2 separate regions of the Mus musculus genome follow, and region 2 is linked to region 1. Evidence: chromatin loops called from intact Hi-C (ENCODE). Cell type or tissue: heart. All regions are shown on one strand.

What was found. A loop is a pair of places that touch in the nucleus more often than their neighbours do. Peaks named below come from ENCODE experiments on the same cell type or tissue, not always from the same donor. Only the 100,000 strongest peaks of a DNase experiment are listed, where the experiment ranks them.
Region 2: a loop joins it to region 1, with 2.8 times the contacts of the local background. A loop is called at or near these places in 19 of 42 quality-filtered maps.

What each region holds. Positions count from the first base shown.
Region 1 is chr1:87,921,461-87,923,960 of GRCm38, reverse strand. It overlaps Dgkd (diacylglycerol kinase, delta), which reads right to left. Exons shown (of 30, transcript NM_177646.3): 10 at 2,280-2,388. Among named protein-coding and RNA genes, the nearest start is that of Gm19582, 68 kb to the right of the region's middle. In heart, a CTCF peak has its summit at 1,092 (motif pointing right); no DNase peak of the experiment used is centred here.
Region 2 is chr1:87,784,368-87,786,867 of GRCm38, reverse strand. It overlaps Atg16l1 (autophagy related 16-like 1 (S. cerevisiae)), which reads right to left. Exons shown (of 18, transcript NM_029846.4): 13 at 872-992; 14 at 522-627. It also overlaps Scarna6. Among named protein-coding and RNA genes, the nearest start is that of Sag, 18 kb to the left of the region's middle. In heart, no CTCF peak of the experiment used is centred here; DNase peaks (open chromatin) are centred at 407 and 937.

The sequences.
Region 1 (2,500 bases):
TGATTTGAAGTATGTGGCCTGTACCTTCTCAGTAGAGCCCACTAGAGGGGACAGATGGGCTTTGTGATCACCAGCAGATACCAGGATCCCCAGCCCTTCCTCACTTATTCAACATGTCTTGGCAATCAAACCTTGCTGGTTTCTATAACCCCTCCCTTCCCAAAGACACTGAAATACTCAGACCTAAAGAGTCAATCTATAACTCCTCAAACATCTCTCTACCCTACTGTACATCTCACTCATTGATGCCACACCACTAAAAGTCACCCCCCCCCACCCCCCAACTTATAGGTCCTATCAGAAGCCATGCTAAGGCTGTCTGAACATACAAGACCTAGTCTGTGTCCTGTATTTACCTGTAAGGTAGTGGTTTCCTAAATTGCCCCTAGCCCTGCTATCTCCTCCTAGACTTAACAGAGGGCAAAAGTAAGGGAAGAAGGCAGAACAGAGAAGGAAGGGGCAAATATGGGGTCTAGTAAAGTCTGCTGTCAGCAGGGAGGACCAAGGGTTATAACTGTCCTAGGGAGGGTTACTCTCAGCAGCCTATGGATGGCCCAGACTAAGGAAGATACAAGAAGGCTGGGATCATGTGGGCAAGCCAGCAACTAGCTTGAAGTAGGGAAAAAGGAAGACGAAGATATCAGGAATAGTTGGGGGCTTCTCCTTGGGTCTTGAATGCATGAAGACTTTCGGGCAAAGTAGGAGCTGAGTGAAAAGCAAGGTTGGAAACCTGCAACATTACAATACCCAGAAACCCCAGAGTGTCCCCCAAATTGGCATGGCATCAAACTCCAGTGAGTCACAAGCTTTCCCCATAGGAAAAGTGTGAAAGATGAGAGTGGGACCCATGAAGTTTGACCATATAGCATGTACTAGAGGCCAGGGGAAGAAACACTACCCCATAGAGGGCTGGGGAAGCTAGGGGTGCAGGAGAGAGTACACAGAGCTCCAAGAAGCACAAAGAAGCCATAGGAGACAAGTGTTTACAGAACTTGACTGAGTACCAGAACCACATTCATAGCATTTCTGCAAGCCAAACAAACATTCAGCTCAAAAGCCAATCAACAAAACTGTAACTATAGTCCCACCACTGGGGGGTGCTGAAGCTTTTCCTAGAGTTATGGTGTGGCTATCAGTAAACCCTGGACCGTCTCTTCTCCAGACAATACACAAATTATGATTGGTGAGTAAAACTAGACAATGAACACAAAATCACTGAAAACTAAAGAACAACAACAACAAAAAATCATAAAGAAAATAAAAATGATAAGCCAGAAAACTAGGGAAATATGTTTGTTTTGTTTTGTTGTGTTGTTGTCATTTCAAGACCGTATTCCTCTGTGTAGCCCTGGCTATCCTGGAACTCTGTAGACCAGGCTGACTTGGAATTCACAGAGATCCACCTGCCTCTCTGTCTCCTAAGCGTTGGGCTTAAAAGCACGCGCCACCACCGCCTGGCAGGAAAAAAGCTGATCTTTACTGACAGACGTAAAAACCATGAGCAGGGGATTGGTTTAAAACAGCATTCCAATAAGGCTGCCCTTGACGTTACTGTAAAATGAACACTTTCTGTTTACACACCTGAGCAAGACAAGGCAAGGCAAGGTCCCATGTCACCTGGAATGTGAACTGGAGCATCCCTGACAAGTGCAATTTGGCACTAAAAATTTAAATAAGGGGCTCCTCAAAAGAGAAGATTCCATAATGTGAACAGGATTTCTGCAAGGTTGTCACAGTCCTCGAGCTCCTGCATGAGGGGAAAAGTGCTAACTCAGGTCCTCCCACTACATCCCATGGAAAACTGCCACTCTGAGCTGTTCCTGGAGCAGAATACGGAAATCCACACATACTGCTATTTCAACAGTTCAGTAACCAACTAGCAGGCTGCATTTTGACACAATCTGAGTGACGGCTATGACAGTAGGCACAACGGCTAATTGCCAAAAAGAAGGACTGAGGGTAAAAAAATCAATGAACACAGGAAGAAATCAGGATAATATATCTTTATTTTAGTGTTAAAAACTAGGCAATTAGGTTCAATGAACTGCAACTCAAACTTTATAGAGGTTGAAGATTCTTCCTCTCCTCTTAAGACAGAGGCATCTAGCAATTAGGTACATCACCTCCCAGGAAAGAGGTGGCGCTTAGGGGACTACAGCCCCCATACTCATCCCCCACATGGAGCCTGATGCCAAGTTGTTTTTACAGCTCCCTTAACCTACATGATTTTCCCATTCATCCATCACAGTGGGGTGCCCCTCAACACCTGTTTGTAGTACCTGTTTGTGAAGGTTGAGGCTATCGATTTCAGAGAGGACCCAGCCAACACTGCCATCCCCGCCACAAACCAGAATCCGGAAGGTGTCAAACTTCTGAAATAACCGTAAGCTGTAGAAGAATGGGAAGCCAGGGAAATGAGTGCACTTTAAAAGACAAATGACGGGTTTCTCTGTCCTACACTGAGGGGACACCCTGTTCCATGTGGCTAAGCCCAGATATG
Region 2 (2,500 bases), 140 kb after region 1:
CACACTACACAAAGCCATCGCTTTCTTCTCTTACCACACACAGCTCGAACATCAAGCATCCCAAGTGGCTTGTAAAGCAGGTGGACATCTGATGTCCACTCACCCCATCTCATTGGCACATGCACCCCTTACTGTCAGCTGCACCAAGCTGTTCTGGGTGGGCCTGTCTTTCAGTGACTTTCTGTCTCATAAAGTCCATTGGCTTCTCCAGACTAATTCCTGTCTCCACTACAGGAACATCCCACGGTGCTCATTGCTTATACTGTCTTCCCTGTTTCATCTTAATCTGCCTGAAGGTGGGAGCGAGCATCTTCTCATCTTACAGCTGGCAGAGCATCTGGTACACAGTAAATGACGCTGGACCCAGAAGACTACTTTGTATAAAGAATAGCACAGCCCAGACCCAGCTGTCCTGGAGCTCTGCCAGTCCCCGAGTGTGAGGACAGCCCCACACAAAGCATGCTCGCAGCTCTTTATATGTTCTCTCACCAGCCTCCCACCAAGCTCTTAAGGCATCATACCGGATATCCCAGAAACGAATTTTCTTGTCAAAATGTCCACTCATTACACATTGTTCAGTGCAAACAATGTCATTGCAGCTGGATCCTGCAAACACTGTTTTTATGCCTGAAAGAAAACCAAACACCATCAATCAAAGGCAACCACATGACTGGAACATATATAATATAGCTACTACACTCTTGACCACCAAGCCCCCAAAATCACAAAATGAAATGAGACCTCAAGCAGAAAACAACCCTCACTACCCCAGCGCTCCTCAGACTGAAAGGAACCGGGGTTCTAACTGCTGTGGAGCATCACCTCACCGCTATTCTCTACATAAACACACAGAGAGACTGCATTTCCTCACAGACTTTGCTGCGGAGATCCCAGAGTTTGAGGGTCCGGTCGTGACTTCCTGAGACAATCCGTGCATTGTCCAGCAGGAACTTGGCAGAGAGGACTTTCCCGCTGTGGCCTGTGAGTGTGTGCTACAAGAGAGGACAGAGCCAGGGTGAGACTTGGGATTACATACTGCCTTCCTAGAGGAGCTCCAGAGTCAGTCTCAGCAGGCCCTGAAATCTTCACAGAAAGTCAGAGAAAAGAAAGATGGCACAAGGAGCACACCTTCACTGACTCAGACTCAATCAAAGAAGCCACATTTCTGAACCAAGGAGGTGCATCTTTTTGGCATCTTCTAGAAGCTATTTCTGGGTGCTGCCAAGAGATGAGGTATTGCTTTAACTTGATCGTGAATGGCACCCAAAGACTAATGTGTTCAGGCTTGGCCTCTAGTCTGTGGCCCAGCGGGAAGATAACACAATGAATATACTTCCCTCACCCCAAGATCGGGGCCCTGGACTTTCCTGTTTTGCTCTCTGACTCTCCCCATGAGGCAAACAGGTTCCTCAGATACACGATGCAATGTGCCATCACAAGCTAAGCTTCTGAAACCCGAGTTGAGCTGCTGATGTCAACTATTTTGTTCTGTCTTACTTAGGTCTGTCACAAGTGATAGAAAGCTGCATGACACAGGAACCAAGACCACAAAGATAAAGGCAGGTATTACATACACAGTCCCAGTACTTGAATTCCTGGAATCTGTAAACTCAAAATCAGCCTGGGCAACACAGTAAGACTTTGGGATATAGCTCAGTGGTGGAGCACTGTCTAGCACATACAAGGCTCTAGACCCCAGCACTGGAAGGGGTCAAGGCAATCTTCTACTAAAGAGAAATACAAACCCAACCTTAGAAACAGCACTGAATTCTGTAAAGCCTTGAAATCCAAAAAAGCAGAGAGGAGGAAGCAGGAGGAGGATGTTTTAAAAGCTCTTGCCTCCGGCTCTCCAGTGCTGGGATTAACAGGTGTACCGCACCACGTCTAACTCAAAGTAACAAAGACAGGACTTTCTTTTATTCATGCCACTGAAAGTCAGTCTGTACTTAAAGTGAGAAAAGACAGGGCCACTGCAGGCATAATTTACAAAAGGAAGCATCAGAATTCCATATACACAATTAGATGCTATGGGGTGTTTAAAATAAGAGGTCTCAGCTTAAAATGTCAGATCATAGCCAAGGACGCCAGCACTCCCAACAACCAAATCCCTTGTGACCAAGCTGTTGGATGCCAACCAGTGCCTTCTCTGGACTTGTCAGGGAAGACAGAATGGAGACATCACTGCATGTCAGCTACTGTGTTTGCCCATGATAGCACTACTAGAGCATGATGGGAGAGAGGTAAGCAGCTGGGGATGTAGGCTGCTGGGAGGCGACCTCGGAAGTCAGACCTTTTACTATTCATCACTGACCTCTTTCCAAGGTAGGCTTTTTCCCTCCCTCCGTCCCTCCCTCCCTCCCTCCCTCCCTCCCTCCCTCCCTCCCTCCCTCCCTCCCTCTCTCTTTCTTTCTTTCTTTTTTTGAGAAAAGATCTCATTATGTGGAAGGAAACAGCCACCTTCTGAGGGCTAGGATTAAAGGCATGTGCAAACATGCCTGAC